Linked DNA regions of Homo sapiens: region 2 is linked to region 1. Evidence: read pairs that join two places in POLR2A ChIA-PET (ENCODE). Cell type or tissue: GM12878. All regions are shown on one strand. Each heading gives the region's core, and the rest is flanking DNA. Links, peaks and the distances in the headings are about the cores only. Region 1 overlaps LOC105371573 (a long non-coding RNA gene). Region 2 overlaps SPECC1 (sperm antigen with calponin homology and coiled-coil domains 1).

Evidence for each region. Peaks named below come from ENCODE experiments on the same cell type or tissue, not always from the same donor. Only the 100,000 strongest peaks of a DNase experiment are listed, where the experiment ranks them.
Region 2: POLR2A ChIA-PET joins it to region 1 with 5 read pairs; 2 of 35 experiments call an interaction of 5 or more read pairs at or near these places.

The regions. Positions count from the first base shown.
Region 1 is chr17:19,364,507-19,376,487 of GRCh38, forward strand. It overlaps LOC105371573 (a long non-coding RNA gene), which reads left to right. Exons shown (of 3, transcript XR_934302.4): 3 at 4,961-7,226. It also overlaps a transcript of B9D1 not described here. Among named protein-coding and RNA genes, the nearest start is that of B9D1, 7.8 kb to the left of the region's middle. RefSeq lists a silencer at 6,988-7,047 and an enhancer at 8,130-8,679. In GM12878, for the core only: no CTCF peak of the experiment used is centred there; no DNase peak of the experiment used is centred there.
Region 2 is chr17:20,084,092-20,096,072 of GRCh38, forward strand. The region is part of intron 1 of SPECC1 (sperm antigen with calponin homology and coiled-coil domains 1); the gene reads left to right. Among named protein-coding and RNA genes, the nearest start is that of SPECC1, 81 kb to the left of the region's middle. In GM12878, for the core only: no CTCF peak of the experiment used is centred there; no DNase peak of the experiment used is centred there; H3K27ac peaks cover 224 bases.

The DNA.
Region 1 (11,981 bases), core at 2,287-10,286:
ACAGTCAGGTTGGAGGAGAAGGTAGTTTCTGCAGATGCTGACACACAGCGATCTCAGCAGGACACTCTGCAGCTCTTGGGGTGGGATGTAGGGATCTGCAATGGGGTGGGGCAGACCCTCAGCCCAGCTGACATCCAGCCGATCTGCACCAGTCCAGCCATGCTGGTTGTTAACATATATTGCTGAGCTTCCCTGCCTGTGCCTGTGCCAAGTCTCTCCACCCCCAGATGCCTTCCTGGGCTCCTAGACATTCCTCGCTCCCACCTCACTCTTAGTACAGCTCTGTCCTCTGGTACACTCCCACGCAGTCCCCTCAGGGAAGCTTCCAGCACATTGGGCAGGCGGGGCTGTCAGCCATTGGGCAGGGGTGAGGCTGGAAGCTGGCTTGAGCAGAGCAGGTGTCAGCGCCAGCCCTCTTCCCTGCATGCCTATGGCCATGGTGCTGCCGGGCAGCTGGCCAGAGCCCCTGCAGGGTCCCAAGCTCCACCCTGGCCATCTGCCTCCCCCAGTCTCTCAACCATCCCAGGCTTCTGCTCCCATCCTTACTGAAATCGGGTTCAAACCCCTGGCCCCAGCAGAGCTGTCTCAGGAAGAGGGAACAGTGGGATTGAGTGGCCAGGGGGACGGCCTGCACAGCGCTGGTGAGCGACGGAGGCCTTGCCCCTTGCCAGTTGTGCCAGGACCAGGCTACCAAACCCAGAGCCCTCGGGCCCTGCTGAGGACAAGAGCAGCTCCCCCATGGTAACCTGATCTCACAAGAGTCCATCTGCAGTCGATCTGGACCCAAGGTCACACTGAAGTGGGACCAAGGCCAACTGTGGAGAGAGGAGGTGAAGGGGAGGTGGAGAGCTGGAGAGGCTGGGGGCCACCCTCCTGGAGCCCCTCTCCACCACCCCTCCTGGCTGTGCACCCACCTGTCAAAGCAGTTGGCGCCTGTGAGCACCCACTCTTGGGAGATGAGGGCCCCCTCACAGCGGCACCAGGTGTCCAGGAAGATGCTGGCCTGGCCAAGCCATTTGTCTGGGCCCTTCTTGCTGGAGGCCTCAGCCAGCCTGGACCCTGCACCTCAGGAGACTGAAGCCTCAGAGCTCAGCTCCGGGTCCCAGGGCCTTGCAGGTCTACCATGCATCTCTTTCCATCCAGCCCTGCGATCTCTGCAGCCCAGCTTCCACCCCTCACCCCTCCAGCTCAAAATCAGACTGCCTGCAGTGGAATCCTATGTGACTCAGGGAAAGTCCTTTAACCTCTCGGAGCCTCGGTTTCCTCATCACACCCAGGGGGTTGTTGTGAGGATTAAATGTGATAATATATGTCAAAGTTCCATACATTTGTAGCTATTCTTTTTTTTTTTTTAATTAAAAAGTTTATGGGCACATAGTAGGTGTATACATTGCAGCTATTCTTGTTGCTGAAGTCATTCCTGGGGTGCTCCTGCTTTTTCATGCCTCCTGGTTTGCACATGCTGTTCCTTCTACCTAGCTCATCATCTCCTACCTATCCGCCCAGAGAACTCCTATGTAGCCTTCAGAGCCCACTCTTGTGAAGTCTTCCTTGAACGCCTCTCCCCTTGGCCCCACAGTCTGCTCCCCACTTCCCACCCAGAAGCTCATTATAAGTGGGTGTCCGGCTCTGCTTGCTTTTCTCTTTAGACAGGGAGCTCACTCATCTCTAAGGAAGCTGGGCCTCCTTGAGGACAGCCCTCCATCTGCTCTGCCCTGGTCATCGGGGTCCACCCTCAGCACCTTCAAGGGGTGGGGAGCCCTGGGGTGCACACTAGGGGCAGGCATCCTGCATACAGACTTGGCGCTGGGGTCTCCAGATCCTCCTCCCAGGAGCTTGTCCTGGGTCCTGGGGCAGGGGACTTCTTAGAGTCCTGCTCTGCCCCGTCTCAGGTAAGAGGCAGAGAGGGCAGCTGGCTGAGACCAACAGTAACAATAATAATCCCATGTGCCCTCTCTTTACACCCCCACGAAGTCCTGAGCCCCTGTGATTCTGGGCTCCTCACAGTGACCCCCCAGACCAGTGCTCCTAGCCCCCTTTTACAGATGGGGAAGTCGAGGCTCAGAGACAAACCGACTTCCCAAGATCACAGTGAGTTGGAAGCAGAGTTGGGATTCAAATCAGGGTCCCTGTGACTCCAAGTCCCCAAATCATTTCTCTCAAAGGCCTTATAGGTCTTTCCTTCTGTCTTTGCCTCTTGGCTCTTCAGCGGAGGGGCCACACTTGGAACACCGGTTGCTTGAAATGCCTGGTGCAGGCACTCGGCTGAATTTCACAAATGGTGCAAAGTCAATACCCTTTGTGGCCTGTCCCTGACGATTCCTTGGGCCTCACCTCACCCTTCCCCTCAGGCTTGAAGTACTGTATGCCTGCGGTTCTAGGTGGGCAGGTCCATGCAAACCAGAAGCTACAGGGGCTGAGAGGCCAAAGAGAGAGGCAGACAAATCTGGTTTCTCAGAAAGAAGCATTTAATAGAGGCACATAAACAGAAGCCATGTCTAGGGCGGTCACGAGACATGTAGGTCTCTGCACTGTTACCTCTAGAGCCAGGGCATGTATAGCATAGGGAAAGGGCATACATGCTTCAGAAGGGGTGTGTAGGACAATTGATCAGCATTGCCAGTGACGGTAGATAAAGTAGAAATCTTAGAGGCCTTTCTGGAACTGGGGTCAATCAGAAGCCAGCATGGCAGATTTGCCTCTGAGATGGAGCCGCTTTGGCCTCTGCACCTGCACATGACGTTCTCAACAATGTTGTGTGTTTATTTTTTGAGAGGAAGTTCACATAACCTAAAATCAATCTTTTTTTTTTTTTTTTTTTTGAGACAGAGTTTCGCTCTTGTTGCCCAGGCTGGAGTGCAGTGGCGCCATCTCGGCTCACTGCAACCTCTGCCTCCTGGGTTCAAGCGATTCTCCTGCCTCAGCCTCCCGAGTAGCTGGGATTATTGGTGCCTGCCACCATGCCCAGCTAATTTTTGTATTTTTGGTAGAGACACGGTTTCCCCATGTTGGCCAGGCTGGGCTCAAAGTCCTGACCTCAAGTGATCCACCTGCCTTGGCCTCCCGAAGTGCTGGGATTACAGGCATGAGCCACTGCACCCGGCCAATCAGCCATTTTTTATGTGTATAATTCAGGGGCATTCTGTATATCACCTTGTCTTTGCAAATGTTGTTCCTTTGTTCTAGAAAGTCCTTCCTGCCATTTCTGCCTGGAAGCTTCCTGTTGAACTTCAAGAGCCCGATAAATGCCCCTTCCTCTGGGATGTCTTTTTTCTGATCCCCAACTTGGTCTAGGGGCTCTCCCTGGGCTTCCTCAGCCCCTTGGTCACAGCCCTTCCACACTAGTGGTCTGACTTGGTCTCCCCAGCCAGACTCAAAGTCCCGGCATATGCAGTGGAGGGTGGGTGCACTGGGATCATTTACTAAATGCTTGTTGAGTGAATGCATGAGTGGAGGTCTTTGGGGAGCACTCTGGGGGGCCCTGAGGCCTTGTGGGTAGGGCTGGGCCCTCGGGTTCCAGCCACAGGGAGGGCCTAGAGTCTGACATGGGGAGAGACAACTCGGATCCAGCCTCCTGCAGCATAACAGAATAAACCGGTCTGGGTCTGAGGCAGAGCCCGAGGTGGGATAGAGGGCTCTCAGTTTCCATTATCAGCCTTTCCTCAACTTGCAGTGTGAGCCCAGGCCAGTCACTGCCGTATTCTGGGCCTCAAAATCTTCATTAATGAGAAGAGGGCATTGCCTGGACTATCTCACTCTCCTGTTAAGTCATTTGAAGGGCTGCGGGAATCCCTGGCCTTTCTAAACCGTGACTCGGGCTAGGCATGCCCCCTTTACCCCTGAAGCTCACGGGAGAAAGTGCTTGGAGTAGCTTCTTCTAGGAGTTAGTCAGCAGACAGAGCTGAGTTCCAATCCAAACTCTTCCCCCTCACTGGCTATGTGACCTTGGGCTGTTTGCTTAACCTCTCTGAGACTCAGCTTCTGGGAAAATGAGGAACATAAGATCCCTACTAGTAGGGCTCAGTAAATGTCAGCAATGGTCTCCACAGTGAAGATGATGACATGATTGGAGTCCAGTTTACTTGCAGACAGACAAGTTGAATTGCTGGCCAAATTCTGAAAAAAATCGTAGGTCTTTAAAAATCATTCATTTGGGGGCGGGGCACAGTGACTCATGCCTATGATCCTAGCACTTTGGGAGGCTGGGGCAGGAGGATCATTCGAGCCCAGAAGTTCAAGACCAGCCTGGGCAAATAGAGACCCCGTCTCTAAGAAAAATACAATAAATAAATTAGCCAGGCATGGTGGTGTGGGCCTGTGACCCTGGCTACTTGGGAGGCTGAGGCGGGAGGAGCACTTGAGCCAGGGTTTGAGGATGCAGTGAGCTGATGGCGCCACAGCAAGACCCCATCTCTTACAAAACAAAAACAAACCCAGAACCATGAGTTCTGTTTCTTAACACTGGATGTTACTGAGTATAAGCACCTCTGACGGTTCTAGGATGCTTGTTTCTAAGAGCTACATTTTCCCCCTCTGAGAAACAGTGAAGTGGATGACATTCTTTTTTTGTTCTTGAGAACTGCTATGAAGAAAAAACATGAAGCATGGCAAAGAGCTAGCGAGGGATAGGGAAGCGTATAGGGTTATGGTAGACAAGCAATTCTCCTCTCAGGAGAAGACATTGGAGCAAAGTCCAGAAAGAAGTGAAGGGTTGAGTCATGCACGGATCTGGGGGTGTGTACGTCCAGGCAAAGAGCATAGTCGGTGCAAAGGCCCTGCATGGAGGGAGGGGCAGTCTGGAGCCTGCCTGCACTGAGACAACTGTGCACCTCTTCCCAGGGCCGCGTTCGGTGTGTCATGCTGGTAGCTTGCGATCAGCCACGGAAGGAATATTTACACTAAGGAAATTGGCCAATGCAACAATCAGGGCTTTACTATTTTATATTTTATTTTTTCTCAGAAAACGGGACGTGCTACTTTACCAGCACATCACTGGGGGTAGGAGATGAGGTCAGAGAACTCGCCAGGCCCAGATCACCCAGCGCCTGAGTGGCTGGAGGTTAAGTGAGTTGGGTTTTTACAGGGTCCCTCTGTGTGGGTGTGGGGGGAAAGCTGAGAGGCCGAGGAGCAGGCAGATGTGGTCATCCAGGTAGGTTTGCCAGACTTAGCAAAGAAAAATACAGGATGCATGCACTACTCGGGACATACCTAACTAAAGAATTATTTGTTGTTTATCTGAAATTCCAACTTAAAACACTGGGTATCCTGTATTTTAGCTAGCAACCCAGGTGGCAGGTGGAAGATGGAGATTCACGATTGCTTCTGGAAGACTCGCTGTGTGATTCCGCCCACCCCATGGCCATTCCCTCCTCCTGAGATGTTCAGAGCAGGATTCCTACCTAGTGCCCCGCCAAACATGGCCCACACCCCAAGTCACCCTGGACCACACCCGCCCCTCCGTCATTTCCTACAGGCTTTTCCTGCAGATTGAGAGAGGAAACTGGGCAGGGAGCACACCACTGATGGGTGAAATGATGATCTCACAGGAAACCAGACAAGCTAGAGTTGTCACCACACCCTGGACTCAGAGAACTTGGGTACTTCACCGACGGCCACCTCCCATCGCCCTTTCATTCTTCATGGGCAGGGCCTTGCAAGCCTTGGTGATGGATTTTATTCCATGAGATGGGGCAGCTGTTGCAGGAACACGATTTGAGTTGTTTTTTGAAAGATTGCTCTGGCTACTGTGCAGAGTGGCTTCTCAGGGTGCACACGGGGGAGATGTCGTAGGACAACTGGGTGTTGGATCTGGAGCTCAGGGAGAACAACCCTCAGAGGAGATGGCCCCTGGCTGAGCCTGGAGATACCACCATTCCAGAGAAGAGCAGAGGGCCAGGAGAAGGGGCGTGTGGCTGTGTGGTTGACATCTCGATGACATGTGCTGTGTGTGTCCCTCACAGACTTGGGATCTTTCTGGGAGGCAAACACAGGCCTTGGGGAATGTTCTGGGATGGGCGATGTCAGCCTCAGTGTGTTTGCTCAGCTGCTGGGCTCTCTTGGGACCATAGAGGACTGCAGCACCAATGGTGGAACTCCAGGCGTGGTGACAGGATGTGACCAGGTTCCCCCACCCAGGTCTGTGGTCAGCCTGGCTGTGCTGAATGGTGGAAGCAGGGGTGAGGCCCCGAGAGGTGTCTGGAGCCATCTGGCCGTGAGGTCAGCCACCCAGCCAGGCCTCTGGAAGCCATGGGCAGCCACTTCCCAGATGCGGCTTCCTGCCCTTTCCTCCACCAAAACCACACTCAGCTCATAGGCTGGCCTCAGGGGCAGTCCCTTTCCCACGGGGAGGGCCGCATGCAAATGCCACACTGAGCTGAGCCAAGGCAGGGGTCAATTCTGAAGGCCTGGATCCTCCATGTCCTATGGGCAGGTCAACCACAACAAAGCCCAGCCTGCCCATCAAGCCCCACTGCTTTCCACTGCTTTGGTGCCTTCGCCTCTCTGGGTGAACCCTGCTCACCCTGAGCCCCTGCATGTAAGGCACTTTTAGATGCAATCATCCCCTGCGATTTTCCTGATACAGGGAGAAGAAGGCAGGTGGCCCTGGCCACTGTGTGTGCTGACGCAGAGCGAACAGGCAGCAGCACTGGAGGGAGGGAGGAGTGTGTGTGTGGCTGTGCGTCCTGTGTGTGGATTTTTGTGTGCAAGTCCCGTGTGTGTACCTAGCATGTATGTCCCAGTAGCTTGTGTGTACCTGTGCCCTGGGTGTGTGCTTGTGCAAATCTCTGTGTGTGTTTGTGCAAATCTTTGTGAATGTAAACCTGTACCTAAGAGTGTTGTCTGTGTGTCAACGTGTGTGTATAGGCGCCTGGAACCAGTTATGATTTAGATCAACACCCCACTTTCAGCCTTGGCGAGATTCCTTCCTGCAGGACCGGGGAACAGATCACTACTCCCATTTTGCAGAAGTGAGACTGAGGCTCAGAGAGGGCCGAGACTTGCCTAAGGTCACCAGCTGATGGGATTACAATTCAGTCCTTACCTCTATGGTGGCTTCTAAGGGTTCATGGGTGTTCTTGGTCCCAAACTCTCCTCCCCAACCTGTTCCATTGGTGCCTGCAATACCCCTGTTGGGAAGAGACAGTGTCCTTGGCAGATTCATCTGTTAAACTGGCCTCCCTTCATGAAACAGGGACAATCCATCCTTCCCAAGACTGTCCTAGCGGGTAGATGGCCCCTGGAGCAGGAGGGCCTGCCAAGGAAGGCAGGGAAGGGGAAGGGGTGGGGGTCCTGCAGAAAGACAACTGCCTGCCCTTCAGAGTGTGGGCTGTGGGAGAGGCTGCCACAGACATGGGTGTGGGTTGTGGTTTGGCCACTTGGGCTTCCTCCTGGATGCCCCAGCCACACACTGGGTGACTGAACCGGATTACTTGTGGCTGCTGGCACTAATCAGAGAGCTGTGTGTGTGTAAAGAAGGAAAACCTGGTGCAGGGAGTCCTACAAACAGAGGCCCCTCCCACAGTTGAGCCCATTTTGTCACCTGTAACCAGGGACAATGATGCATCACCCGAGTCCCCCTCAGAGAAAGATGAAGGTAGAAACGCTTACACACTGAAGATGCTGCTGGAACACCGCAGGGACTGGGCGGAGCGGGGACAGCGTTAACAAGGGCGGCTGCTGCAGTGTGGGTGAAGGGCCAGACCTTGTGTCAGGTGCCCCTGCAGATATAATTCCTCGAGTCCACAAAACAATGCAACCAGGTGGATCTGAACATCCCCACTTCACAGATGAGGAACTCGAGGTCAGGGCTGTCAGTCTTGGCTACCTGCATGGCCTTGGGGCCCTGCATGGTCTCACCCCTGCCTAACTTTCTCGTCTCCATGTCTCTGTGACCCCCTCCCTCCTGCCACTTCCCTCTGGCCTTCTCGTGGCCCTGAGATGTGCCACACTCTCACCCGCATCAGCTCTGTGTCCTTTGCCCCCACTGTCCCTCTGCTGCCGCATGCTCGTCTATTAGGTCCTGACTTACATGTCACTTCCAGGGCCCCTTCCCGACTTCCTGTGCTGGGCAAAGGGCCCATTCTTAGCTCCCCAGGGCCGGCCCCCCATCTCGGTGCCTGTCACAGATTTCCCTCATCAGAGAAAGCTGGGACTTGTGCTCATGGCTCTGACCCCAGCACACAGCACAGACAAGAAAGGATGCCCCGGCCTCCATGTGACGGAGCTGGATTCAAACCCAGGTGTTTCTGAAACCAAAGCGTGCCTTCGTAAAACTTAAGAGCATGGGATTGGAAGGGAGGCAGTAACATCAGCAGAGCGGCACCCTGCTCGGACAATTCACCTGCGCTCCTCAAAGTTTTTAACCACACCCACTCTTGCGGCAGAGGGGTGCGAACAGTTGGGCACATCTATTATTTCTGCTGACCCACGTCCATCCACCTTCCTGAAAACTCAGGTTTCCTGTGGGGAAATGGCCCTCATCCATACGTGGTCTGAGGAGTTTGGCTGAGCCGGACTCCCTGTGCCACTTCCAGAGGTGGACAGGTGATTCAGGTCTGGCCAATCAGCATACCCCTCCCCTCCCCCACGCTGAGCCTGTCCAATGGGAGGCTACCCTGGAACCCATGCTGGGACTGACAAAAAGGGATGCCCACTGCCGTGATGGATGTCCCTGAAATGAGGGTAAGGTTCTGGGGCTCAGGAAGGTCTCCAGGCTTGGATTAGAGATAATAATTACCATATCACAGATGACTAAAAGAGTCTCAAAGCACATCAGCACCCCCCAACCTGTTCTGCTTCTTGGTTCCTCATTTTGGTGACATCTCCATTGCTAGAAATGGACACTATCACATGTCCTGCATTTACCCCTTTATATACCTCTTTTTTTTACTTTTTTTTTTTTTGAGACAGAGTCTCACTGTGTCACCCAGGCTGGAGTGCAATGGCACCATCTTGGCTCACTGCAACCTCCACCTCCCGAGTTCAAGCAATTCTCCTGCCTCAGCCTCCCGAGCAGCTGGGATTATAGGCGCCTGCCAACATGCCCAGCTAATTTTTGTATTTTGTATTTTTAGCAGAGACAGGGTTTCACCATGTTAGTCAGGCTGGTCTCAAACCCCTGACCTCAGGTGATCCACCTGCCGCGGACTCCCAAAGTGCCAGGATTGAGACACCGCGCCCAGCCTAATTTTTGTATTTTTAGTAGAGACAGGGTTTCATCATGTTGGCCAGGCTGGTCTCAAACTCTTGACCTCAGGTGATCCCCCAGCCTCAGCCTCCTAGAGTGCTGGGATTACAGGCGTGAGTCACCGCACCCAATCCCACGTCTGTCTTTTAATCAAGGCATGCTCTGCCTTCAAGTACACCCTCCATGATGTCTGCCAGAAATACCTTTCAGGAAGGCAGCTCTGAAGGGCATTTGTCTACTCAAAAATCCTAGGTAGACATTTACATTAGTTCAGGGGCTTTTGGTAACCTAAACCAGAAATCTTGAACTCAAATGCCCACTGTGGCCATGCAGGAAACGTGAGCCAAGTGAGTGGAGTATCTGTATATAACACATGAGATTGTCTTTGTTCCCACAAAAAGATATACTTGGTCTTTCTTTTCCTGAAACACATGTCATCTCAGCCTCTTTTGTTTTCCTGCTTTTAATAAGATGTAGAAAACAGTTGTGAAAGCACAATGATAAGTAGCATCTGACCCTCGGCCTGTGCTGGGGAGGCTGTCAGGGAGTGGCAGGGACTGTGGTGAATTAGAGAGCACATGTTCTTTCAATGGCGGGGTCACAGTTCGATGGCTACGTAGAAATGCTGATCTGATTTCCCAAAAGAAAGCAAAAATCAGGATTCTTATGGCAAATCTCCCCATTTTTGACAGGCAAATAATTCCAAGCTTTTAAAAAGCACCGTGTGAGTCATTCTCTCATACCACTGGTGGGTGTCTAAATCAGTATAATCTCTAAGGATAGAAATTTGACATTAGCTACTAAAATTGTAAGAACAATACTCTTTAACTTGACACTCCCACTTCTGGTATTCTTCCTGCATATACACTTGCTGTGTGCAAAATGATGTGTTCAAGAAAATTTATTGCAGCATTGTTTGCAATAGTGAAAAAACTGAACTCATCTAAATGTCTATCTAGGGGGTCTTGGTTAAATAGGTTATATTCGTAAAGGAATATCATGCAGCTGTAAAAATGAGTGCTTTTTTTTTAGATATGACAATAGCACAAGTGACAAAAGACAAAACAGATAACTGGACTTCATCAAAATTAAAAACTTTTGTGGAACAGAGGATGTTATCAAGAAAGTGAAAAGACGATCTGAGAAATGGAAGTAAATATCTGTAAATCATGGGAAGTAAATATCTGTAAATCATCTAATAAGGTAATATCTGTATCTGTAAATCATCTGATAAGGGACTTTTGTTTAGAATATATAAAGAACTCTGACAGCTCAACAATAAAAAGGCAAATAATCCAATTAAAAATGGACAGAGGGCTGATGCGGTGGCTCATGCCTGTAATCCCAGCACTTTGGGAGGCTGACGTAGGCCGATCACTTGAGCTCAGGAGTTCAAGACTAGCCTGGCCAACACAGTGAGACCCTGTCTCTGCTAAAAATACAAAAATTAGCTGAGTGCAATGATGTGTGCCTGTAGTCCTAGCTACTTGAGAGGCTGAGGCAGGAGAATCACTTGAGCTTGGGAGGCGGAGGCTGCAGTGAGCTGAGATCCTACCACCGCACTCTAGCCTGGGCTGGAGTGAAACCCTGTCTCAAAAAGAAAAAAAAAAAAGGTCAAAGGATTTGAATAGATATTGAACAGACATTTCCCCAAAGGAGACAAATGGCCAATAAACCGTGAAAACATCCTTAGTCATTAGGGAAATGCAAATCAAAACTACAATGACGTATCACTTCACACCCACTAGGATGGCTATAATTAAAAAATAATAATAATAATAAGGCTGGGTACTGTGGCTCATGCCTGTAATCCCAGCACTTTGGGAGGCTGAGGCAGGTGGATCACTTGAGGTCAGGAGTTCGAAACCAGCCTGACCATCTCTAATAAAAATATAAAAATTAGCTGGACATGGTGGTGGGGACCTGTAATCCCAACTACTCGGGAAGCTGAGGGAGAAGAATTGCTTGAACCTGGGGTGCAGATGTTGCAGTGAGCCGAGATCGTGCCAGTGCACTCCAGCCTGGGCGATAGAGTGAGACTCAGTATCAGAAAAAGAAAAGAGGTGTTGGTGAGGATGTGGAGAAATCGGAACTCTTAAATATTGCTGGTGAATTTGTAAAATGGTGCAACTGCTGGAGAAAACAGCTTGGCACTTTCTCAAGAAGTTAATAGTTTACCATGTGACCCAGCAATCCCACTCCCAAGAGAAAGGAAAACATGTCCACAAAAAAACTTGTAAACAAATGTTCTCAGAAGCATTATCATAATAGCCAAAAAGTTGAAACAACCCAAATGTTCATAAACTGATGGATAAACAAAATATGGTATATCTAAACAATGCAATATATTTGGCCATAAAAATTAGTGCTAATATGACAACATGAACTTTATGCTAAGTGAAATAAGCCAAACACAAAAGACTACACAGTGTGTGATTCCATTAGTATAGAGCATCCACAATACGCAAGTCCATAGAGACAGAAAGTAGTTCAGTGGTTGCAAGGGCTCTGGTGAAAGAGGAATGAGGAGTGACCGTTAATGGGTATAAACCAAAAATAAAATTAGAAGGCCCTTTGCAACCATCTGAATGGACTCCCTCCTTGGCCAGCACACCCTAAAATTTAACCTGAAAGACTGGTTCAGGCCACGATGGGAGGTGAGAGTTGGACATGCCTTATTATACCCCTCCAACATTAACATCAACACTGACCTTAAGTCTGATAAGAAATATTTGTCTATTCTCTCTATAGCCTGCTACTGGGAGGCTTCAACTGCATAATAAAACCTAGGTCT
Region 2 (11,981 bases), core at 3,857-11,856, 720 kb after region 1:
TATTATTTGTTATTAATATGGACATCATTTGTTATTTTTAACAAAAATAACAAAGAGGCTGGGCACTGTGACTCACGCCTGTAATCCCAGCACTTTGGGAGGCGAGGCGGGCAGATCACCTGAGGTCAGGAGTTTGAGACCAACCTGACCAACATGGTGAAACCCTGTCTCTACTAAAAATATAAAAATTAGTCGGGCACAGTGGAGGGCACTTGTAATTCCAGCTACTCGGGAGGCTGAGGCAGGAGAATTGCTTGAACCTGGGAGGCAGAGGTTGCAGTGAGCCGAGACTGTGCCGTTGCCATTGCACTCCAGCCTGGGCGACAAGGGGAAGACTCCGTCTCAATAAATAAAAAATAAAAGTAACAAATAATAACAAAAATGGTTATTATTCAAGAATTCAAGATTCAAGTCCTTTATCAGTTTTGTGTTTTGCAGATATTTCCCTTCCAGTTGATGGCTTGTCTTTTCATTTTGTTGACAATGTCTTTTGAAGACCATAAGTTTTAAATTTTGACAGTATCCCATTAATCAGGTGGGTTTTTTTGTTTTTTTATCTTAGTTATTTTATTGCTCATATTTTTGGTGTTGTAACTAAGAAATCTTTGCCTTACTCGAGGTCACAACAGTTTTCTCCTGTTTTCTTCTAGAGGTTTTCTAGTTTCAGGTTTCACCTTTAGGTCAATGGGCTGTCTTTAATGTGGACCAGACACTGGGCCCACAGGTGTGGAACCACAGAGGAATGAGACAGAGCCCTTCACTCAGGGACCATCTGGGCAAGGGAGGTGGGGGTGGGAGTCACACAGGGAAACAGTCTTTGTCTGGTGTAAGGCCTGCTGATAAGCCTGGGTCCAGGGTGCTGTGGACACACTGTGGTGTGGAAGCAGGTCTGTGCCCAGACAAGGGGCTGTGAACTGAGGTTTACCAGACAGTAGAGGGTAAGTGAAAAGCAGGAGTTCAGGCTGGGAAGCCTGTTCTGGGCTTAGAGTGGCCTTGGGCAGGCCTGGAGGCTGGATGATAGAACTCAGCATCCCTGCAGCTGCTGGTCATTTGCTGTGCCTGGGGTCAAAGTGCAAGACAGCTGGCAGGAGTGGGCAGAAGGGAGCAGGGGCCTGAGCACTTGGTGTGCCTTATCCTCCAACAAAGAGGAGGTGGAGGTGGCTTCATGGCATGGCTCAGGCTGTGCTCTTTGAGGGTCGGGGGTAACTGTCCCTCTTTATTTTGAAAGTCAGATGTGTCTGTGTCATAAAGGGCACATCCATAGGGGGCAGCGGAAGTGCTGTTACATAACCGTTTCTGTCCCTCACGCTGGAAACAGATCGCACAGCAGTTGCTGTACTTGCTGTTCCTTGTAGACTTACTCCTGTGCAAGGAACGTGTAATGACAAGGTAATCCCAGGAGCAGCCTGCAAAATTATCCGTCGTATTTGTGGTTCCTGTGTATATTTAAAACACAATGCTAGAAGCGATTGATGCTGACGAAGGATAGGGCATATTCCAGGCACTGAATAAATTAACCCTGCAAAGCACAGCAGTTGCTTTCATTAGCCAGCTGGCACTGCAGGAATATTGCTAAAGCCTGTGGGTTAGAAAAGAAAATCTCAGGAATGCGAGAACAAAAAAGAAATCAGCCACATTCAGTGATTTAACTTAATCTGGCAACAATAAGGAAATCCAGAACTCACGGTGCTCTGAGCAATGGCGGACTCCCGCTGCATGTGCGAGTGGATGGATATTCCCTGTTCAGTGGAGGGGATATCCACCACGACTCTGGGTACCCACGGCGGGATGCAGATGTGAGTTAGGGCCATGCGGCGATGATCCAGGTTTTGTTCCTGCATCCTCTGCAACTAGAGAAGCTCCAGCAAAGTTCTGTGTTCCCCTCTTTTCTTCCTGATGTCCCCAAGGAGTGAAGCAAATGAATAGGCCTAGCTAATGTGCCATCTCTCTCTCCCTTCTCTACCTGGCCAGGCACTTTCTGGGATGGCTGCTGCCATCATGTCCATGACACTGAAGGCCTCTGCTGCCTGCAGTCCCACTGCTGCCTCCGCCACCCTGGGCACCACTGCTGCCTTGTTGCCCTGTGGCTGTGAGGTGCCATAGTGCCAAGTCTTCAGCACGCCCCAGAAGCCATGATGAGTATGGTGGAGGCCTCAGAATTTTCCTGGGGAAGTAGCTCTTTCCATGTTGCCTTGATGGCCCTGTTCCCACCTCCTGTCTCTCCCCCTAGGCCAAGTGTTATCCCAGGAGACCCTTCACTTCCACAGACAGACAGACAGACTGCCAGGGACCCTCCTCAGCCAGCCTCTTCACATGCCGAGGCCACAGCACTCAGTGTGGTTGGGTCCAGTTGAGACCCTGCTGCTCATGACTTAAGGCTTCTGTGCATTGAATTAAGCCACTAGGGGACTTATGAGATCACCCTCTGGCTTCTCTTGTTGGGTCCCATACAGCCAGTATGTGTCACCAGGGGCATGTGGCATGTGTAGCCTGCCTCTCCTGAGTTTGCAGAGCTGGGCTGGCTCCTCCTTGATTTTATCTTCCTCTGGACCAGAGTGGCTGAAGTATAGTGAGCAGAGGGAGGGGCAGTGGACGTGGTGAGGGGCCAGACCTCTCCATCCATGGGTGGGGGCTCTCGTTATGGAGGGTCCCTTTTTTGCGTCTGTGCTCAGCAGTGCGGGGGAAGAGGGTTTGTCCCCTTCCTCCCAGGTCCTCATCGTTCAAATGCACGGAAGCATGTTGGTAGAGCACACAGAGGTTTTGCTGGGTGGGTGGGGCAGCATGCCCTGCAGTTCTTGCATTGTTTCCAGAGGAAATAGAATAGAATGCAACAGAACTGGCCTGCCTGTTGCCTGGGAAGCTGTTCTCCTGACATCACAGGGCTGTGCCCATATCCCCGCTTGGCTTAGGGGCCCCTAAGTTAGGAACAAAGAAGCAGAAAAGGTTGGATAAAAGATAAGGTACTCAGACTTGATACTTTAAATTATCAAGTTCCTAAGTCTATGGTTACCATCAGTTCATACTTTACAAAGCATTTATTAACATAAATTCATTTATTATGTTTCTGTGAAGATGCCTGGTTAAATCTGAAACCATAGAAATGTAAAGTATTGTTTACTATTTCTGTGAAACTAGGGTGTAAACCAAAAGTTTTAAAAGCCATCCCTCAGGAATAAATTTAGGAATTATTTCTCAAGCATGACTGTGAGTTAAGAATATTAAGTTTTATAACACTGATGCTTACACATCAGCATGAATGTTTTCAAGGTAGTAGTGCTGGAAGGCTCTATATTCACATCCATGGGGCTCTCATCCTGAAAGCAGTCTGGGGACTTTATTATTTTTTTTCAACCATTTAGAGATATTTATAAGTATTATGGGAGAAGGATTGTCATTGCCTTCCAGTTCTCTTTTGTGCTTGCCCGTTAATTCAGCACCTATTTAGTGAGTGGCTCCTGCCTGCTGGGACTGTGTACCTTTGTAGAAGCTCCCTGGCTGGTGGGGCAGGGCCAGGGAGGCACCCATATGCATGTTTTCAGTGAAAGCCAGAATCTAAGTATTCATTAACTAATATTTGTTGAACACTTATTATGTGCCAGGAACACAATGGTGAACAAGGGAGGTAAAGGCCCTGCTATCACGGACCTTCCCTAGTAGCACAGGAAGGCAGATAACCCATGACAGAAAATCAATGGCAGATAATCGATGGCAGTGAGAGTCTTCATTTGGTGATAAAGGCTCTGAAGAAATAAACCAGGGGCTGTTTGGTGGGGTGGGAGAGCTACTCTAGAGAGTATAAGAAAGACGCCTCCTAGAGGAAGCACCTTGGAGCAGAGACTGACCTAGGAGAAAGGAGCCCACTGTGTGAGGAGCTGGGGGGACATTCTGGACAGAGGGAACAGCAGGGTCAGAGCTCTTCCTTGGGAACTAGCTGCACATGCTCAGGGAGCTGGGAGCGGCCCACATGAAGCACAGTGAGCAGGGGAGAGTGATCAGAGCTAGGCGAGGAGGTGGGCAGGGCCAGGAAGCCTAGGAGCTTGGGGCTGGGACAAAGACCTTGGGCTTTCACTCCCAATGCAGTGAGAAGCCACTGGGGGGTTCTGTGTAGGGAGTGATGTGATCTGATTTTTGTGTACGTGTCTTAATTTTGAAACTTTAATTTTAGTGAAAAAAAGTCACATAACATGAAATTTACCATCTTAACCATTTTTAAGTGGACAGTTCATGATTTGTGTTTTGAAAAGACTCCTGTGGCTGCTGAATGGGCATTAAGTGGTAGGCAAGAAGGGGCAAGAGCAGAAGCCAAGAGCCAGTGAGGGGAGGCTGCAGCACCCGGGTGAGAGGCAGGGCTGGCCCAAGGGGTGGGCAGTGGTCACAGACCTAGGAGTTCCAGAAGAGAGACGATTTTCTGGAGGTTTAGAGCTGGGAGTATCTCATCAGAAAGGTTTTTGCAAGAAAGTCTTGATTGGCATAAGCCTAAAAGGAGGGGATAAAACATTCATACAGGGAGGCCCTCAGATTGGTGAATACCCCAAGATGAGAACCGCAAGTTTCATTGGAAGTGCAGAGAAGAGTCCTGTTTGGCTACGCTGCAGGGTAAGGGGTCAGCGTGGCTCAGCCGAGCTCAGGCAAGCCGTCATTTAATTTGGTGGATGCTATTGTCTGAATGTTGATGTACCCCCCAAAATTTATCTGTTGGAACCTAAAACCCCATGTGATAGGATTAAGAGGTGGGGCCTTTGGGAAGTCGGCCATGAGGGCTTCACCCTCATGAATGGGATTGTGCTTGTGCAAAACAGGCTTGAGGAGCTCCCTTGCCCCTTCTGCCATGTGAGGCGCAGCAAGAAGGCACCTTCTGTGCGGCAGAGTGAGCCCTCACCAGACACTGAATCTGCTGGTGCCTTGCCTTGGACTTCCCAGCCTCCAAAACTGTAAGCAATGAGTTTGCCTTGTTTATAAATTACCCAGTCTACAGTTTTTTGTTGTAGGAACCCAAATGGACTCAGACGGTGTGTAAGGGGAGCAGTAGGCCAGGGTTAGGCACACAGCCTGAAGTGGCATTGCTGAGGGTCCCGTTGGGGGAGTTAGCAAACTCCTCGACATTCCCTTGTTGCTGAACTATAAAATGGGGATGACAGCAGCTACCTCACAGGGTAGTCAGAAACATGAAAGAAGACGAAGGAAAATGATGAACATGGTGCCAGTCTCTTAGTTGGTGTTGCTAAATGTTAGCTTAAAAATACAGTAAAATGGGCTGAGTGCAGTGGCTCATGCCAGTAATCCCAGCATTTTGGGAGGCTTGACGCGGGAGGATCACTTGAGCCCATGAGTTTGAGACCAGCCTAGGCAACAAGGTGAGATTTCGCCTCTATATAAAAAAAAAAAAATTAGCCAGGCGTGGTGACACATCTGTTGTCCCAGCTACTTGGGAGGCTGAGGCAGGAGGATCCCTTAAGCCCAGGGGGTCGAGGCTGTAGTGAATTGTGATTATGCCACAGCACTCCAGCTTGGGCAATGGAGTAAGACCCCATCTCTAAAAAAATAAATGAGTAAATAAGATAAAATGCAGGATTTTGAGCAGAAAATGACTGACCCCAGCTGAATTTTCAGAAATCTGTCTTGAATATGTGGAACGGATGAGCCCAGGAGGGCCTTAATGCCAATCTGTGCTGGAGAAAAAGGCAGGGCTCCTACAGGAAATGTTGCAGGCATCTGATCTGCTGGCCTGGACAGCCGTGAATTTGAGAAATGGGCGCCCTAGAGAGGAGTCCAAGATGACTGAGGTTTTGAGTCTGGAAGAGCAAGAGAAAGGCTGTGCCGATGACAGAAATAGGGAAGTCCGGGCTGAAGCTGGTTATTCAGGGTTTGTTCTGTGCCCCAGGCTGAGGCTGGCTGTACACAGGCAGATGCCAGGAGGCTGCCCCTGGGAAGGGCTTACCAACAAGGAGAGGCATACGTATGAGACCGTCTCAGACTAGGAGAAGATTTTCTGGAGCGGAGAGACTTGAGCACACTTTGGAAGGTGGTGTTGAAGTTAGCCGGGCCATGGGAGCTGGGCAGGTTTCCTGGGCCTCCTGTTTGCCACACCACATCTCTGTCTTCTTCCTCCAGCTCTGCACCAGCGCAGGCGACCGTAGACACTGTACCTGTGTCCCATGCCTTCCCTGAGCCTGTGGGCAGCACTGGCTGTCAGGTTGGAGGGAGGGAGAGGATGCGTATGAGGTGTTTCCTAGCTCTGGGGTGCTGCACTTTCCGTTTTGCTTCTCCCTTTCATTACAAGCCCTGCCCACACCTTTGTAAACACTTCCTTTCTCAGCTCACCTCAGTTCCCCAGCTGGCGTCCCAGGCAGAGGCAGTTGCATGTGCAAAGGCCCGGAGCCAGGACTTGATAAATATGGCTCAAGATGCTGCAGCCTAGATAGATATGAAAGTCTCTGGTTCCCTCCTATACTGTAGTTTTTATTCTGTTTACTTTGCACTAGACCATTTTACACTATTCCAAAAAAAAAAAAAAAGGGCTCTTATTTTATTTCCATCTCCTTTTCCTACTGCCTTGGCTCATTCACTTTAATCCTTTGATGGAAGCCATGTTACAGGTAAGGGAATAACTACTTATTAGTGGTCATTTAGCTCTTTGGGATGCTGGTTGCTTGAGGCAGCTTTGGAGACAGAAGGACGTCACAGACCAGTGATTGTGAGCTCTTGGTCTCAATATAGCTGCCAGATTATAGCCTCTCTCTTGGGTCTGCATTTCATATTTGGGACTTGCCTCGGCCTCTGTTTCTTATTCCAGATTACACCCTATTCCTTATGGGTCTCCATATTATACCCTATTCCTTATGGGTCTCCAGATTACACCCTATTCTTTATGGGTCTTCACCTTCTGGCAGGAGTCCATAGTTTCTTACTCCACTATCAAAGTTTGTTTTCAGGTTTGAGGTGGTGTGGTTAGCGATGTACAAATGTTCTTTTCCATTTAGTTTTTGTTTTTATCACTTCTTTTTTTCCAGTGACTTCTGCTGATGGGATCAATGAATTTTACTTTGGAATTTTTCTTCTGATGCTGTATGGAAATCTGTTCTTTTCCTTATTTACTGGGAAAGAATCTGAGGCTATTGGGATGATTTTTCATCTCAAGACTGTGGGAAATAATCAGCTTTGAAGCATTTCCTGTGGCCATTTGCTGAAGTCTGGGATTCCGTCAGCTGCGCCCCAACCAGATTTTCAGTGTTAATGTTTCCATGTTAGGTGGTGAGGCTAAGCAGATATGTCATGTGCCGGCTGGTCTAGGAGCCAGTGTCCCAGGGCTCTCATTCTTCCTCTGGAAGTCTCTCCACCGTGGCACTGCTGACATTGTAGGCCAGATGCTTCCTTGTTGTAGGGCTCCCCTTTGGGTTACCGATGTCTAGCAGCATCTCTGGGCTCTGTCCAGTAGCACCCCAAGTTGTGACACCGTAAATGCCTCTGCACATTGCCACGTGCCCATTGGGCTTAGAACTACTACTGTAGAAGAGGTCAGGAGCAAATTCGACCCATGTTCCAAAAAGCTCCAGCTCAGTATTTTCAACATGTGGTTCACTTACGTTCTATTTCCTGCTGAGTCCCCTGGCAATTGAGCTATGTGCACATTCTTATTTTGTTGGTTCTCAGACTTGAATGGTTTGGCCTCTTCCGCTTCCCAGTGCTTATTGTGCTTGTAGCCGAGCCCTGAGTGCCCTCTCCCACTCCTGGAGACTCGTCATTATTTTCTGATTGTCCAGAATGGTTTCCCAGTTGCCTTTCTATTTCTTGCCTTAAAAGGATAATGAAGCTGAGGCCCGAGATAACCTCTCCAACGCAGGCTCCGAAGGCAGCAATTTAGTGGCGGAACAGCGTGTTTTCAGGGAGCAGGAGACGTGTGGACTCTGACTTTAACTGTTGCCCAGCGCCTAATTGTATTCCTTAAATAGGGGTTCCCTCTCTCCTCCTTTTCTCCCTCCCTCCTTTCTCTTCTACTTTACACTGTGAAATTTAAGAGTTGCAGTTTAAGTCCTACACTATTCTGGAGAGGAGAGAAACTTGGTAAGAAAATAAAATGTTTGACAAATTTAAAGAAAACACCCCTGGAACGACATCCCCCACCCCACCATGGGTGTGGGGTCCTAGATTTAACTGTAATTCCTTGATCGATGTGATCCTTTGTGGTGTTCATGAGGATTTTAGGAAATCATGAGATTAATAATAGAAACCTTCTTTTCACTGTCTTGTACTTGGCTGGAGCCTGTTTATTTTGTATGGCTAATTCATATCCATAAGAAAACGATTACTCAGCTAGCATTCCCACCTGTGTTTATCTTTCAGCAGCCAGGATTTGTTAAGCCCTGGGCAATTTTAATTGCTGTGAAGTGTCTTCCCTGCAGGTGTGTTTCCCTCGCTTCTTTCTCTCTTTCACATTTCCAAGTGAAAATAGTCTTCTCTGTGTAGAAGAGTGTGTTCCTTGGATCTGATATGTCTGTCTGCCTCCTGCCCTGAACACACATTTAATTGACCCATCACTGTGTGCTGCTGAGTCAGAAGGCAGAGCAGCGCTCCGTTGAACACCATCAACAGTTTTTGTCGAGAGGGCGGCTCATAGTTGTCAACAGCCTTCTGTGTGCCTGGCACCTGATGGACTTGTTCTCCTTTCATCTTTACAGTTTTATGAAGTTGGCACTGATAACTCCATCTTATTGGGTGAAGATGTAGAGAATCATGTTCAGAAAGCATGGCTGAGTTCACAATGTCAACAGTGGAGCTGAATTTGGACCAGGTGCATTTGATCTATAGCCTTGGTGCTCTCCAGGGAGCAAAGATTATTCAGAGAGGCCATCCGTCCCTGGTGTTTAGGTGTGTAGGTTTTGGAACCAATTTAAACTGGATCTGAATCTTGGCTCCAAGATAAACTCTGAGATTTGGGCAAGTTGCTTAACCTCCCTTGGGGAAATGAAGTTTCCCCACCTGTGAAATGGATATGTCTTAGTCTGTTCAGGCTGCTGTAAGAGAAATACCATAAACTGGGTGACTTATAAGCAACAGAAATTTATTGCTCACAGTTCTGGAGGCTGCATAGTCTAAGATCAAGGTGCCACTAGATTTGGTATCTGGCAAGGGCCTGCTGTCTGGTTCATAGATGGAGTCCTCTTGCAGTGCCCTCACTTGGTGGAAGGGGCAAACAAGCTCCCTCAGGCACTAATTACATTGATGAGGGCTCTGCCTCCCAGATGCCCTACCTCCTAATACCACAATGGGGGTTAGGTTCCAACATGTACATTCTGGGAGAACATTCAGATCATAGCAGGAGGTGACCCTTACCTCGTAGGGTTACTGAGCTATTTACATAGAGCATTTAGCAGTGCTTTGCCAGGCTCAGAATGAAATAGGATAGCTGCTCTCAGCTCATGACAGCATTTATGTAAATGAACTGGCTTCAGAGAGCCAGGCTGAGGGGCTGAGATGACGGGAGGGATGTAGAAGTGGTGGGAAGTGGATTGGGAGGAAACCTGAAGAAACTTGGAGTGGGCCTAGGGGTGCACCTGCTCCCCTTCTAGTAGGAGTCCTTCCTGCAAGTGGACGGAGGGCACCATATTGTGGGTTTTTTGTTTTTGTTTTTGTTTTTGTTTTTTGTTTTTTTTTTTTTTGGAGATGGAGTCTCCCTCTGTCACCCAGGCTGGAGTGCAGTAGCTCAATCTTGGTTCACTACAACCTCTGCCTCCCGGGTTCAAGTGATTTTCATGCCTCATCTCCCCAAGTAGCTGGGGCTACAGGTGTGTGTCACCACGTCCCCCTAATTTTTTGTATTTTTAGTGAGACAGGGTCTCACCATGTTGCCCAGGCTGGTCTCGAACTCCTGAGCACAGGCAGTCCATCCACCTTGGCCTCCTAAAGTGCTGGGATTACAGGTGTGAGCCACTCCCAGCCTATATTGTATATTTTAAATTTGAGAAGAAGATGGGATTTGAGGAGCAGTGTATGGCTGATGGGTGGGTACAAAATGGAAGGCCTTGCCCAGGAAAACAATGATGGGAATGAAGCCGAAGATGCTCAGGAAAGGGAGTGTGGGCAGCAGGAGGGGGATGGATGAGGAGCATTTTCTGGGTGCAGTCATGTGGGAGTAGTTGGGTTGAATTCAGAGGGTCCAAGAGAAAGGGACCCTGATGCAACAAACATGGGCCTGGACAGTGCTGCCTCAGAGCGGGCCACCTGCCAACCCTGGAAAGGAGGCTGCGTGTTCGTCAGGGGCACCATCCACAGGATCGACGCATTTGTTGCCAGAGATTAAGAGAGAAGTTTAGATCTTTTAATTTTGACTGAGGTGGCTTTTCCTTCTTTTCTTTAACCAAGGACTTAGACTCCTGAAATGTTGGGGAAAAGGTTGACAGGGAAAACATCCACCCTCTTCCTGCTGTTTTTCATCTCTATATTTTTCTCTTTTGTGGTGGTGTGGTGGTGGGCAATAAATAAAAGGCATTTCATTTCAGGGGTAACCTGGGCAGATTTTGGAAAATGTAGACAGATTGCAAAATCATCCTATGTTTTCATAAAGTAAGCCCTGTAATATCCAGTCCTTTATTTTTTTTTTTTATTTAGAGAGAGGTTTTCACTCTGTCACTGTCCCAAGTAGCTGGGACTACAGGTGTGCACCACCATGCCTGGCTAATTTTTGTATTTTTTGTAGAGACAGAGTCTTGCTATGTTGCCCAGGCTGGTCTCAAACTCCTAGACTCAAGTGATCCTCCCACTTTGGCCTCCCAAAATATTGGAATTACAGGCATGAGCCACTGTGCCTGGACTGTAATAGTCATTTCTAAGTAATTCTAATCATAACATAAAAGGGTGTCTTGATTAAACAGATACTTTATTAAGTCATCTCCATGAGTCAGTCAGACTGACAGGTTGCTGGTTGATTCTGCAGTAATTGGTGAAATTCATCAGTAATTCTCTTCAAGAGTCACTCCGGCTCTGTTCATTCATTTTATATTGGGAGGAGGTCCTCATGAAATTAGTTACTGTATAGGTCTCAACCTATGCATTCTTTCATTGTTGCTGTGGAAACAAGCAATAAAAATCGTGGGTTGAAGAAGAAAAATAATCGGTGCTGAACATCTGTAAAATACATGATAATTAACTTGCTTTCTGTAATCCAGAATTTTAAAAAAATCATCATACTTGGAACAAAGCTGAGACTCATAAGGTTCTGAACTAATTATGTAACTGAATCATTAATAGTTTTCCTTGGAAACACTGTGGAAAACAAATTACGCCGCCTTTAAAGGAGTGTTTCCACTGGTAGCAGCATTCACAGAGCCGCTGCCATCAGCTCTGCAGCGTGAGCTCAGTCAGATGCATGCCTGGACACACGCCACCAGCTGGTCACTGTTTCAATAGGGTCGGGAACTAGATGGTCGGGAACTAGAGAGACATTGTCAGGAGAAACAAGGTCGCAGACTGAGCAGGATGCTGCCTGTGGTTCTTCTCGTGGCTGGCTAACGGGCTGTGAGGGGAGAGGCAGCCAGGGACGCTAGCACTGGCCGCCATCCCCCGGGGGCAGTTAGTGAGACCCACCCTGCCCCCACCCTGTGCACTGTGAGAGTGGCAGTTAGAATTGGTTGTCACTTGTGGGTGTTTTGTAAAGTGCATTTCTGATGTTCTTTGAAAGGACAGAACATCATGGGTTTGGTGCCCTGTGTCACACCCTGAGTCCATGGGGACAGGCGGAGTCAGGGTTGGGGCTGGAAGAGAACCGAGAGGGCATTTAATCCAGTCCTGTTATGTTATTGACAGAAGAAACAGAGGCTCTGAGAGGGTGAGGGATGGACCAGGCCGCTCCTTGCTCAGGAATCACAGTGCCGGTCCCTGCTGGCCAGTCTCGGGCTGCCTTCCACATCTCTGTGTGGATTTTCCCCTGATGTCTTCAGCTGTATCTTGCTGGTTTGAACAATTTTCCTTTCATAAAATATTGTAGT